Linked DNA regions of Homo sapiens: region 2 is linked to region 1. Evidence: chromatin loops called from intact Hi-C (ENCODE). Cell type or tissue: gastrocnemius medialis. All regions are shown on one strand. Each heading gives the region's core, and the rest is flanking DNA. Links, peaks and the distances in the headings are about the cores only.

What was found. Hi-C counts contacts between places; a loop is a spot of excess contacts. Peaks named below come from ENCODE experiments on the same cell type or tissue, not always from the same donor. Only the 100,000 strongest peaks of a DNase experiment are listed, where the experiment ranks them.
Region 2: a loop joins it to region 1, with 5 times the contacts of the local background. A loop is called at or near these places in 6 of 110 quality-filtered maps.

The regions. Positions count from the first base shown.
Region 1 is chr7:157,403,087-157,410,098 of GRCh38, reverse strand. DNAJB6 (DnaJ heat shock protein family (Hsp40) member B6) reads right to left here. Exons shown (of 10, transcript NM_058246.4): 9 at 98-304. Among named protein-coding and RNA genes, the nearest start is that of DNAJB6, 70 kb to the right of the region's middle. RefSeq lists enhancers at 1-712, 713-1,712, 3,569-4,238. In gastrocnemius medialis, for the core only: a CTCF peak has its summit at 3,944 (motif pointing right); DNase peaks (open chromatin) are centred at 4,008 and 4,828; H3K27ac peaks cover 2,358 bases.
Region 2 is chr7:157,246,630-157,253,641 of GRCh38, reverse strand. UBE3C (ubiquitin protein ligase E3C) reads right to left here. Exons shown (of 23, transcript NM_014671.3): 19 at 5,062-5,274. Among named protein-coding and RNA genes, the nearest start is that of DNAJB6, 87 kb to the left of the region's middle. In gastrocnemius medialis, for the core only: a CTCF peak has its summit at 2,832 (motif pointing right); no DNase peak of the experiment used is centred there.

The DNA.
Region 1 (7,012 bases), core at 2,507-5,006:
ACACAGCAGCCCAGGCGCGGTTTGTGTCCTCGCTGTCCTCTGGCACCCAGAGAAGTCTCACTCTGCGCCTGCTCCACGGCTGCCTCCCTTTGCACACCTGCTGCGGACGCGAGGGGGTCCCAGGGCCCGGGTGCCCGAGGTCGGTCCTGCTCGCCCTCCTCCTCAGAGAGACAGTGAGGCGCGTGTCTCAGCAGCGAGGCAGGCCGGGGCGGCTTCGGCGGGCGGAGGCCGGCAGGCTGGGCTGGCAGGGCGTTCTGGCCTCTCCGCATGCGCTCCTCAGCGAGGGCATCGTCGTCGGCCACACCTGCAGGCACAGCGGGAGAGAGAGAGCCGTGAGTGAGCGGCGGCGGCCGGCCCCCATCCAGAGCAGAGGGAGGGAAGCTGGCCGCACGATCTCCCTGAATCCAGACGCGCCATCTCCGGGCAGGAGAAAGAGGTTATCTCCTTTCTTCAGTGGCGCCACTGGGGCCAGAACTTAATCCTCCAAGAGTGGGAAAAAAGTGAGTCATCAGAAAATCACCCCTCTCTCTCTCCTGGAAGAAGCGGCTCCCCGCCCCACCAGCTTTGGCACAGTCAACACGCCTCTTCCGAGAGTGAGTGTGCCCCACTGAAATCACGGTCAGGGCTGACAAGTTCGCTGTCAAAACCAGCCAGCTGAGCCACCCTGGGGAAGAAAGGTTCTGGGTCCAGTTGGCGATTTCCTCCTGAGTCCATACACGGAAGACATCCCCTCTCCGCCTCGTGCTGGAATAAATCTGTGGCAGCAGCGGCGGCGCCCACGGGAGCCACAGCCCCGCCCAAGGCAGGGCCATCCCGGCCACTCCAGTGCAGCTCCAGCTCTGGCCCCGCACAACACACACACCCAAGACGGGCCGGCTTCTCAACGCTCTGAAAAGTTGTGCTTTTATTAATCTTTGAAATACAGAAAAAGTCATTGGAAGGCCATGCATTAAAAAAAAGAAATATGGAAAAAATGTTTTGAACGCTGAGGAATAAAAACAAGAAAACAATATTCACAGAATGTTCTCCACTGTGATTCTCAAAGTTTGAGTGGCAATCACTGCGTGGATGTGAGGGAGGCAGCTGCGTCAGAGCTCCAGGAGCAAGTGTGCGAGGCCGCAGGTGGTGGGATTCCTCGTCCCTCCGCAAACTCTAAAATGTGCCTAAAACGACTGTCGCACCCAGCACTTCGGGCCCCGAGCCCTGCGCAGATGTAAAGCAAGGCAGACCCCTCCCGTGGCACAGCAGAGAGTTTACGCCAGGGGCGGCCCCATCCTCCTCGCTTCCCCGCAAGCACTGAGGAGCACTCAGCCATTGAAATGCATCTGAAACCCAACGGACTGACAGACCGACAGACATTCAGGAGCTTCTCCAATTAAACTGGCCTATACACCACTTCCAGTGCTGAGTGCCAGGCCCAGGGCCTGCCCCCAGGAGCTCAAATGTGGCTCAACCACAACAGAGAGAACGGGCTCCGAGGTCAGGAAGGAACCTGCTCTCAGGCTGTCCCCTCAGGCCAGGCTCTGGTCTTTGGAGACCACGATGGTGATGCTGGCCTAAGGAAGACCCCCACACAAGTGCAGAAATTCATCTCCAATGAACACCAAGACCTGGGCAACTCGCAGCCTGGAGCCTGTGTGTCCCCAGAGGGGAGGGCAAGCCTCACAAAATCCTAAAGCCACAGCACGGCGCCCACAGGGCTCCATCGTTTCTGGAATTCAGCAAACCCAAGAGGAGGCGCAGGCCTCAGATGTCACCTTCTACCCCAATCCTATTTCCCCACACTTTGAACACAGAAACGTGATTTTGGGGACCATTTAACCAAGCACCGTAAACGCAGGCTGTGAGGCTTGACCTATGACACCCCATTGTCAACACCCGGCCCGCGCGTCCTGCCAGGGGACCCCAGGACCCCTGCTGAGATGGCTGCACCAGGAGAATGCACGCACATCTCTCAGCATCACATGGAACTGTTGAGCTGAGAGGGGTCACCTAGCCCGGGGCCAGTTCTCCCCTTGGGAACTCCACGTGCTCACCTGCAGAACAAACAGGTGGCAGGGCTGCTGTCTGCGATTCTATGACGTGAGTGAAGTAAAACAGCACCCAGCACACAGGCCATGCCCGCGGGCGCCATGCACACACAGCACTTCCTGAGCACGCCTGCAGCAGGAGGAAACATGCCAGGGCGCCCGACCAGGCCCCAGTTGCAGGCTGGGAGCGAGGAGGGCTCTGGGACAGGGACACCCAGGACGTGGCTTCTCAGCAAACCAAGCTGTTTCCCAGCTGCCTGGACCCTGGCAAGAGAGCGGGACACATGGCGACAGTGCTGCGAAGTCGCTGTTGTGTGGCAACGTGGCTTCCAGATCTGACCTTCGAACTCAAAGGGGCCGTGTCGTCGAGAAGCATCTGCAGGCTGCCCGGGGACACCTGTGCACCCTGGGCCATCCCAGCCCCTTGGACACCAAGGAGAGACTCAGCACAGGTGCTCCCAGGGTACCACATCCCACCTTGGAGGGAGAGAGGAGAGACGAAGGGACCCACGCACACAGCAGCAAAGGGCCAACCAGAACCTGCCGGTGCTAAGCCCGTTCCTGCCTCCAGGAGGATTGCACCCAATACTCCGCCATGACTTTTAAGAATTATACTTTGCCAACTAAAGTAGAACATTTGAGAAAAAAATTTAAAGTTTCTGGTGTGTGACACACTGAACTGGACCCTAAATATCCATAGCTGTGAAGTCTTCCCCGGGGCACAGCGATGCAGCGTGAGCTCTGTCACTGCCGCCAGAAGAGCCGCCCCTGCCTGGCCCAGTCACAGCCCCCCGTGCCCAGGGAGCTTCAGAGCCAAGCGTGAGCCGCTCACTCGCCCCACTCCACGCGGAGGGAAAATGGGGGCAGGGTAACCCCACACATCCTGGCTCATCCTGGCTCTGGGAAGCCCAGTCTCGCTGCCAGTTGAAATTCTGCACTTCCAGCTCAGCTGCGGTTGGGACCCCCCCCACCTCCCAGCTGTTCCCCGCACCCCTGCTCCGCAGGTGAAAACGCGCCCCTGGGCGGGTGTCCGAGGACCTGTCTTCAGAGCGCTGTGGGTCAGCCGGGGCTGCCATCGCCTGGGGAGGGCCAGGCTGCGGGTCCAGCCTCGACCAGGGCTTCCCGCCCTCAAAGCCCAGCCTCCTCCCACCACGGAGGAAGAGAAACGCGCTGCCTTCAGAGCTGCTCTGGGGGAGGTTTTGCATTTACCGTCTGTTTAGAAAAAGGCCCCGCTGAGACTTAAGACTGATATTTTGAAAATGAATATTGAAGACACCTGCAGCGTCCAAAGCTCCCTGTGTCGTCTCCTCAGAGGCTGAGACCGCCAGGCAGGCATGGATGTTGCGTTCCTTCCAACCCCGGGCCGCTGAGCTGGCCGGCTGCGGGCTCAGAGAAGCCCTGGAGTGACTGGGGGAGAAAGGTGCAGGCTCCACGGCCACATCCACAGGGCAGCCTGGCTCCTGTGGATGCCTGCGCCCCATCCTCTCCTGCACAGCTCAGCCACTCCGCCCCCGGCCAGGTCCCGGCAACACCCAGAAGCCTCCCTCCCCCACTCACTTGGGAGGAAGGCTGGGGCTGGCACACGTGGCAGGTGGACAGCAGCTGCTTGGGTCTGGTCTCTAGAAAAACCCTTCTGGCCCCAGCAGTCCGACACAGTCCTGTGTCCCCAGGCCAAGCACACAAGGGACTCCCCAAGGTTCCTGTGAAACCTCATGGTTAGTGAGGTGCCAGGAAAAGTGACTTGAGGAAAGAAGATGAAGGTGGAGATGTGGACCTCCTTATCCAGATCTCCCTGGCATCACCTGGGGAGTCACGCAGCGTGCTGCTGCTCCAAACCCCCACACCGAGCTTCCCGTGGGCACGGTGCACTGCCGGCATGGACAGGGAGCGGCCGCCTCACGGCTGGGACACAGATGTGCCAGCAGGGGTCACCAGCTGTCTCACAAAAGGGACACACAGTTGGTCTGAACAGGAGGACTGCCCGATTCGGCCTCGATGGTTCTATCTGTTCAGAGCCAAGGCTCTGGGCGTCCTCCTGCTGCAGCTGCCCTGGCTACACGCCCGGCACTGCTGGAGGCTCTGTTCACCTCACTGCCAGGCGAAGCCATCACCTCCAAGGTTCTAACCTGCACTGTGGATGGAGCGTTCCCACCCCACTGCCTTCTACAGCTTTCCAGCAAGAAAAATGAAAAAGAGAAAGTGGCTGGAGAACAGTCACAGCAGGCAGGATGGACAGACCGGCTGCAGGAGAACCGGAACAAGCACCACCCCATGGCTCTCGCCTCGGACTCGGCCTCCCGGTCCCTCCCAGGCCCAGCATTATCCATTCTTCCTCCTGGCCACAACGGGATCAGCCCTGAGGTTCGGGTTTAATTGGCGCAGGATGTGGCCTGGTGCGGTCTGTCAAGGTCCCAGGAGACTGTACGGTGAGCTCCACGCCATGACAGGCTCTCCAGACATGCCCCCAAGGCCTCACATGCAGTGGCTCTCCATGTTCAGGGCTGACAGGGCCACTGCGTGAACTCTCTGTGGATCCCCACAGAGAGCAAGGCAGGTGTTCTTGGAAACCCAGCACCCTGGCCCATTCGCCTCCCAGTCACCACGAGGAGGAAGGAGCTGGGGCTGCTGATGCTGAGAACATGCCTCACAAGATATGGGAATGCACAGACCCACACTCCTGCCAGCATCCCAGGACGGAACAAGCCAGCCTCACGCACAGCCTGGAAGCAGGCGCCACACAGAGGGCCGAGGAACACACAACTCAGCACACTTCCCACAGCAACACCCTCTCCCATGGCAAAGAGCCCCCAGGACATTCTCTCGAACATCCTGCTAGAGCTCACGCAGCTATTGCACAACACGTCCTTGTATGATTCAGAATTTTCCTGCCACATCACCTTCTTATCTCTGCCATCGCCGCGTCCCACATGTGGGAGGACCTGGAGGTAGTGTTCTGCAGCACGTGTTCACCAAGGCCGGCCTGTCAGTGACCCAAGGACCCTGCTTCTGGCGCTCAACATGCCTGCAGTTCTGAGGATTCCATCAGTCCTTTCATGCGGGGAAGGGCCCAGACCACATCAATGTGTTCACACAAGTTACTGTTACACCAATCCTTTTAAAAACACTGCACAGGCTGGCACAGTGGCTCACACCTGTCATCCCAGCACTTTGGGAGGCTGAGGCAGGAGGATCACTTAAGCCCAGGAGTTTGAGACCAGCTTAGCTTTGAGATCAGCTTGGGTAACACAGAAAGACCCCATCTGGGCCAGGCACGGTGGCTCACGCCTATAATCCCAGCACTTTGAGAGGCTGAGGCAGGCGGATCACTTGAGGTCAGGAGTTTGAGACCAGCCTGGGCAACATGACCCCGTCTCTACTAAAAATACAAAAATTAGTCGGGTGTGGTGGCGTGTGCCTGTAGTCCCAGTTACTCGGGAGGCTCAAGCATAAGAATCGCTTGAGCCTGGGAGGCAGAGGTTGCAGTGAGCCAAGATTGCACCACTGCACTCCAGGCTGGGCAACAGAGCGAGACTCCTTACCAAAAAAAAAAAAGAAAAGAAAAAAGACAGACCCCATCTCTATCAAAAAAAAAAAAAAAAAAAGACAAAAATTAGCCCAGTGCGCTGTTGCACGCCTACAGTCCCAGCCGCTCTGGAGGCTGAGGTGGGAGAATTACTTGAGCCGAGGGGGTTCAAGGCTGCAGTGAGCTGTGATCGCACCACTGCACTCCAGCCTAACTGACAGATTAAGACTTTGTCTCAAAAAAAGAAAAAGAAAAAAAAAACTGCACAGTAGGGCTGAAAGTGGCAGCTCACACCTGTCATCCCAGCACTTTGGGAGGCTAAAGTGGAGGCTAAAGATCACTTGGGCCCAAGAGTTTGAGACCAGCCTGGGCAACATAGTGAGACCCCATCTCTACAAAAAAAAAGAAAAAATTAGCCAGGCCTAGTGGTGCATGCCTGTAGTCTAAGCTACTCAGGGGGCTGAGCTGGGAGGACGGCTTGAGCCTAGGAGTTCGAGGCTGCAGTGAGCTGTGATCGCACCACTGCACTCCTGCCTGGGTAACAGAAATCCTGCCTTAAAAAAAAACCCTGCACAGTAGGCTGAAAAGGTGTTCCTTCCCACCCTCAAGAAACAGCCAGTGCCCCTCACTCAACACTGAGGCTCCTGGGTCAGGGTGGACAGGAAGGCACCGCAGTCTCTGGAGCAGCCTCTGCTTCCGCTGCGAGTCCACACAGGGTGGGCTGCGCTTCCCCCTAAAGCCCCAGGGCAAGTATAACCGCTCTCTTTGGTTGCTAATTTGGGAAACAAGGTATTGTGAAACGACAATGAATCTCAGGACCCCAAAATCACTCAGCTAAAGGGAGAGAGCAAGCTGGGAACTGCATCGGGCACACCTGCCTCCCATTTTATTCCTAAAGAAGGTGGCTACAGCAGGGCACAGGGGTGCACACCTGTGGTCCCAGCTACTCAGGAGGCTGAGCTGGGAGGATCGCTTTACGTGAGCTCAGGAGGCAAAGGTTGCTGCGAGCTGAGACTGCACCACTGGACTCCAGCTTGGGCAGCAGGAATGAGACAATGTCTCAAAAAAAACAAACAAAAAAGCCACACACCTCCCTCACAATTTGTGCACAAGGAAATTCCCCGTGGGGCTCAAGATCTTTACCCTAGAGCAGTTGTTGGGTTTTCACCCTGGCAATGTCAGTGGACAGCTTATCTTCACAGGTGCAGACAAAGGACAGAACTCAAAGTCATCCCTCTGCTCCCCCGAAACAAACGCATATCTGACTGCTTCCTCTGCCCTGTTGTCTCACTGAGCCAGACTAAGGCACACGTGGCCCTTCCCCTACCCCCTCTCATATGTGGATTGTGTATTCAGTGAAAGGCTGATCAGAGACTCATAGAATGCAATGATTCGTCTTATCCACCTATGACCCGGAAGCCCCCGACCCCACGTCCAGCTGTCCCACCTTTCCGGAACG
Region 2 (7,012 bases), core at 1,857-4,356, 160 kb after region 1:
AGGGCAAAGACATGAAGCAAACAATCACCGTTAAGTCAGAAGAGAAAAAGCGACTCATTCTGGAGGAAACGCAAAGGCTGTAGTAAAGTGATTTCTCATTTTCATCCATATAAGCAGCACACACTTACCTGTGTGCTTCCACAATGCCATTACTATAAAGCACTTTAATTACGATACAAAGGGTGGTGGTAACGATCAGTGATAACAGATCAGCCAATTTCTTATGTATATAAACAGAGTGAGTAAGAACACTTTTTATTAGTACGTGGCTATACTCACAGAATTTGCAGGTATAACGTGGAGCTCCCATAAACACCACAAGAGTGCTCATGAGAAAAGCAACACAGCGGAAACACAGACCTGGGTCTTACTGTCCCCCACTTGTATGACAGACAAGTCACTTTACACCTTGAAACTTTTGGCCATTAATAAAATGGTGATATTTGTTTGTCTGACTTGGAATTGCTGTGATTACATGATTATATGAATTCATAAATACAAAACAGTACACGAGCAAAATACAATATAAACATGTAATCATAATTTATAAAGAGTGTATTTTAAATAAAAAAATTTTTAAAAAGTATTTATTAAGAAAACCAAAAAAACAGGCCGGGTATAGTGGCTCACGCCTCTAATCCCAGCACTGTGGGAGGCCAAGGCAAGAGGATCCCTTAAGCCCAGGAGTTTGAGATAAAGCAAGACCCCCACCTGTATTTCTAAAACAAAACAAAAAAACAACAAAAACACCCCAACTGCATTCCTGGGGTTAGATGAGGGCAACCTATACTGTGGACAATGAAAATATAAAATAAGCCCAAAATAAATGAACAAAGACATTTCAACTTCCCTACCTTTCCATTCTTTTCTTTTCACAGCCTTCAGTTTTCCTGGTAGCTTTAATATTCCCAGAGTAACAGACAAGACTGCTGCCTCTGGGCAATGGCACTGATGTCCCAGTCTCTTACCATTTACAGAAAGATTGTTTCACAAATGTGCTAGAGAGCCTGACTTAAGTCATCCTACAGCTGATGGTTATAGGAGACTCGTTTGCTGGTTCTCATTTTATACAGAATGTTCAAATTGAACTTGAACGTTCAACTTACCAGATCTGCTTCTTTTAACGTTTCACATTTTAAAGGATGATACAATTATTCTCAATAATTCACTTCCTAAGGTTTGGAACCATCAAGCCTAAGAATGGGCTTTCAATTCCATTGTCTTCATTCTGATTAAAGATTGTGTTCATTATCTTAATTCCTTTGCTTGTACTCAGCTGACAGTCCATCTGTTAACCAAGCCTCAGGAGGCTAGCTATTATATTTCAATGTATAAAATACCACCCCTTCCTTTAAATGGATTAGAGGCAGGTAATAAATGATGATGTACTTGTATGATTTGGAAGACAAAGGACCAGTGAAGTTATCAGTTAAAGGAACTTCCAAGGCTCCCAATTACCTTGCCTGATCAGAGAAAACTGACATTTCTATAACTTTTTTTTTTTTTGAGACAAGGTCTCACTCTGTCACCCACACTGGAGTGCAGTGGAGCAATCTTGGCTCAGTGCAACCTCCACCATCTGGGTTCAAGAGATTCTTGTGCTTCAGCCTCCCGAGTAGCTGGGATTACAGGTGCACATCACCACGCCCGGCTCAGTTTTTTGTATTTTTAGTAGAGACAGGGTTTCACCATGTTGGCCAGGCTGGTCTGAACTCCTGACCTCAAATGATCTGCCTGCCTTGGCCTCCCAAAGTGCTGGGATTACAGCCGTGAGCCACTGCGCCCAGCCCCTCTAATAACTTTTAAACGGTTACACTACTTTTAATTTAAAATTCTCTCTCAGGCTAAGCCTAAACAACTATGTGTACTTAAAAATCATGTCACATAAGTGCTAAATTTCAGATCTGAGGGACATATTTAAAATTTCCTCTAAATACAAATATATTTAACTGGAGCAGTTCTCAGGACAGCAAGATACCAAGAGCTGTCCTTTCTGCTCCTCCAGAAAGTCTATTTTCACTTGGAATCCATAAAGCCCCACAAGACACCACCATACATGACCTACTTCCATTAGCTCATTTCATCCTCCGGCACTCACACCCGTCTGAGATGAGGAAGGGGTCTTGTGACTTCCTTAAGCCTCACAGAAAAGCGGCCAAACCAGGACCTGAACCAAGGTGTCGTGACTCAAGTCCAATCTTTTCTACCTAACAGATGATTATTTGTGGGTCCTTCTTAAACCCTTAGCATTTTCTGCTAGAAAGAGTTCTATGTAAATTAGTCGTCTAAAATTTCATGGTCACTATTAAACAGATTAACAGCCAAATTGATTACACTGAAAAAAACAAATTTGAGAGCAGCACCATATTTTAAAAGGGATGATTAATTAACATAACCTGCTGACACAATAAAGTATTTGCATATTACAAGTCTTTAAATCATACTTTATAAACTTAAAAACTTGTAAGGAGGACTACCTATTTATTTCTACAGAAATCCTTAAGATCTCCCTCTAAATTAGGTGCTTCACTAGTGAATTTCTTAATTTTTCTCATTAGGCTCTTTAGTATAATTATTCTCATACATTATCTATAATTTTTTAACTCAGTGGGAATCTCTATGAATAACTGGAACATCTTAACTTCACACTTTTGCTTTTAACAGATTCCAGTATTATCGGCAGTGCTTTAATGGAATTCTTGCATATGCGACGTTTCACTATTAACATTTATTTCAGAAGGAAAAATGGGAAATACTCGCATTAGCAAAGGCCTCAGGCAGGTCACCACAACACTCACCGTCCGAAGGCTTTTATGCCATTTAGAAATCAGGCCACTAGGTGGTGCAAGACCTAGCAGCAAGCGACATCACTGGATGTCGAGTACTTCCTAATGACAGTAACAGCCCCCCCGCCAAATTATCTAAATTTTGCATTGGTGAAAATTCAGCTCTATGGTATGGAAAAATATGCAGAAACAAAAGCAACTAAATAAGTTGTAACCAAATAAATATGGCTCTTGGACAGGCATGGTGGCTTGCATCTGTAATCCCAGCACTTTGGGAGGCTGAGGCAGGAGGATCACTTGAGCCCAGGACTTTGAGACCAGCCTGGACAACATAGGGAGACACCCATGTCTATAAAAAACACAAAAATTAGCCAGGAATGGTGGCTCATGCCTGTAATCCCAGCACTTTGGGAGGTTGAGGCAGGAGGATCGCTTGAGCTCAGGAATTTGAGATCAACCTGGGTAACACAGGGCAACACTATCTCTACAAAAAACACAAAAATTAGCCAGGTTTGGTGGTGTACGCCTGTAATCCCAGCTACTCAGGAGGCTGAGGGTGCAGTGAACCGAGATGCCATCACTAGACTCCTCCAGCCTGGGTGACAGAGTGAAACCCCGTCTCAAAACAATACAACAACAACAACAAAGCCCCATATGCTAAAGTAGACAGAACAGTGTATGAGCTCCCAACCCCACACAGCCAGTTCATCAGGCATCACACCTCCCGGCCAGTCTCTGGAACTGATAGCCCCACTTCCTGCCCCTGTTCTCACCACACAGGGTCAGTATCCCTTATCTGAGTGAAATACTTGGGCCAGAAGTGTTTGGATTTGTATTTTTTCCCCCCAAATTTTGGAATATTTGCATTATACTTATCAGTAAGAGTCCTTAATCCAAAAACCTGAAATGGTCCAATCAGCATTTCCTTTGAGCTTCATGTTGGCACTCAGAAAGTTTTGGATTTTGGAACATTTTGGATTTTCAGATTATGGATGCACAGAGTGTATTTGAAGCAAATCCCAGATGTTACTAACTCATTAATAATTATTTTAGTATGCTGTATGTGGATGTTTATAACAGTAATATTCTTATTAGCCCAAACATAGGAACAACCCAAATGTCCATCAACCAGTAAAGACCTTGTGGTATATCCATATAATGGAATATCATTTGGCCAGAAAAGGAATGAAGTCCTGATCCATGCAACTACAAGTGAAGGAAGACCACGTAAAAGGCTCTGTCGTGCCGGCCACGGTGGCTCACGCCTGTAATCCCAGCACTTCAGGAGGCCAAGGCAGGCAGATCACCTGAGGTCGGGAGTTCGAGACCAGCCTGACCAACATGGAGAAACCCCATCTCTACTAAAAATACAAAAATTAGCTGGGCGTGGTGGCGCATTGTAATCCCAGCTACTCGGGAAGCTGGGGCAGGAGAATCACTTGAACCCGGGAGGTGGAGGTTGTGGTGAGCCGAGATTGCGCCACTGCACTCCAGCCTGGGCAACAAGAGTGAAACTCCATCTCAAAAAAAAAAAAGACTCTATCGATGTGAAGTGTCCACAGCAGGCCCATGCAGAGACAGAGTGGACTGGTGGCTGCCTGCGGGAGGTGGGGGAGCCTGCTAATGGGTGCACGGTTGCTCTGTAGACCGAGGAAAATGTGCTAACATTGGCTAGGGTGATGATGGCTGCACACCTCTACGAATATACTAAAAACCACTCAATCATGTACTAAAAAGGGCAGATTTTATGGTATGTGAGTTACATGTTGATAAAGCTGTTATTAAGAAAATCAGTTTGAATCTCTAATATAGACCTTTCTTTTTTCTTTTTTAAAAAGGATATAAGTAACAAAAGTAACCAGATGGGTAATGAACACACCCCCTAGACAGTGCTGGAGCAGCTGAGGTGGCTCTGAGCGGGCAAGGAGTGAGGACTAAGCAAGGGGTCCTGCCGGGAAGCTGCTGAACGGCCACCCCCAGCACCGGGAAGAGCCAGACAAGCAGCAAGCCTGGGCCGCAGCCTCGAGAGTGGAGCTCCGCAGGAGGGGCTGCCGGGCAGGAACAGGCTTCATGCGTGGGAGCAGGAACTGCACTCAGCTCAGACGCCAGGGCTAAGGTGCTTTGGAGCTATATGCTTCGACGTCTAACTCACAGCCACAGTCATTCTAACTAAAATGTGCGGAAGTCAAACGCTGTAACACAAATGGACTTCCACACACAAGGAGATGCTGCTACTTGCTATACAGGTATGTGAATCCTCCTCCTGACCCCTCACCTGCGCCTCTCCCAGGTCATTGTTCACCACAGTGAAGTTCAGCCCAAGCTCCTCCACATCGTCTTCGTAGCTCTTCAGAAAGAGCAAATTCTTATACACCTCAGGGTCTAGGGAGGCGAGGTGGTGAATGTCCACGTCGGCACTGGTTCCAAGCAACTTGGAAAGAAAGAAGCCTGCAAAGGGCAGCTCCACCAGCATGTTCTCATAGAGAGCCTTCAAAAGAGAACAGTGACAACGTTAGCATCGAATATACAAGCCTTCTACAAACAAAGAGCCATATGCTCAACTTGATATTAAACCCAATCCTAAGAGAGCAGGTATTTTCTCCTCATAGTACCGAAGATGGAAGCTGATATTCAGTGGGCAGGTACTGTGCTCCAGGATCCCGTGCAGGCATTCAATGCACGCACTAAGCATGCAGAGAACTCTGGAACAGACCACCTAGGAGCGAAATCGTGGAATTATGAAGAGACAGATCCTTCTTGTGAGACAGAAGCCAACAAATGCTCCTCCTCAACAGAAGGATGGTGAATCCTTCAGGAACTGCAGGTTTGTTAGTCTCCCAAGGTGGCTACGGCAAATGATCACACACTGCGAGACTGAAAACCACATGAACTCACGCCTCGCAGCTATTGGACCCTATTTCCAAACAAGGCCTCGCAGCTATTGGACCCTATTTCCAAACAAGGCCGTGCCCACAGGATGGGGTATTAGGATTTGAGCACAGTTTTGGGGGGTCCCAGTTCATAACCGCATATGCCACTCTGCCCTGCAGCACAAAAGCAGCCATGGACAATGTGTCAATGAGTGAGGGTGGCTATGTTCCAAATTTGGGTTTCATGTGATTTTCACATGTCAAGAAATATTACTTATGCTCTTTTTTTTTTTGGAGACGGAGTCTTGCTCTGTTGCCCAGGCTGGAGTGCAGCCGCGCGATCTCAGCTCACTGCAACCTCCGCCTCCCAGGTTCAAGCGATTCTCCTGCCTCAGCCTCCCCAGTAGCTGGGATTACAGGCATCCACCACCATGCCCAGCTAATTTTTGTATATTTAGTAGAGACGGGGTTTTGCCATATTGGCCAGGCTTTTCTCAAACTCCTGAGCTCAGGTGATCCACCCACTTCGGCCTCCCAGAGTGCTGGGATTATAGGTGTGAGCCATCCTGCCCGGCCAAAAGTTTTCTAATAAAGACAATAGAGACAACAGTTACCATTCCTTGAGCACTTACTAGGTACTAGGTGCCAGGCACTGTGCTAGACATGCAGTTAGACATTAATTATCTTGTTTCCATGTGGTCCATCTGGACAATTTTTTAACTTAAGGTAAAGGAATGGAAGTAAACAAGAAATCTCAATTTCCTCTACAAAAGCCATTCGTGTTAGAATATATCTAGTCAGGCCAGGTGCGGTGGCTCACGCCTGTAATCCCAGCACTTTGGGAGGCTGAGGCGGCTGGATCACCTGAGGTCAGGAGTTCCAGACCAACCGACATGGTGAAACCCCGTCTCTACTAAATAAAAAAAAATTAGCTACGTGTGGTGGCATATGCCTATAATCCCAGCTACTTGGGAGGCTGAGGCAGGAGAATCGCTTGAACCCGGGAGGTGGAGGTTGCAGTGAGCCGAGATTGTGCCACTGCACTCCAGTCTGGGCAACAAGAGCAAAAACTCCGTCTCAAAAAAAGAGAAAATATCCAGTCTTCAGAGAGATGTGTATTTACAGTGATCCTATTTTCCCAGGTCAAACAGAGGTAGTCTAATTACCCCCGGGGGTGTGGAGAACAGGTGGAGAACAGTTTTAGAGAAAGAAACCCTCTCAACAGAGGCAGTCACGGGCCTTCCTACTGTCTGGAGGTGCAGCACTGGAATTTTTGCCCGAGAATGAGGGACGGCAGGAAGGACAGAGAGAGGGAAGGTGAAGGCTGGACTAACCATACCTTGCAAATGACTACTA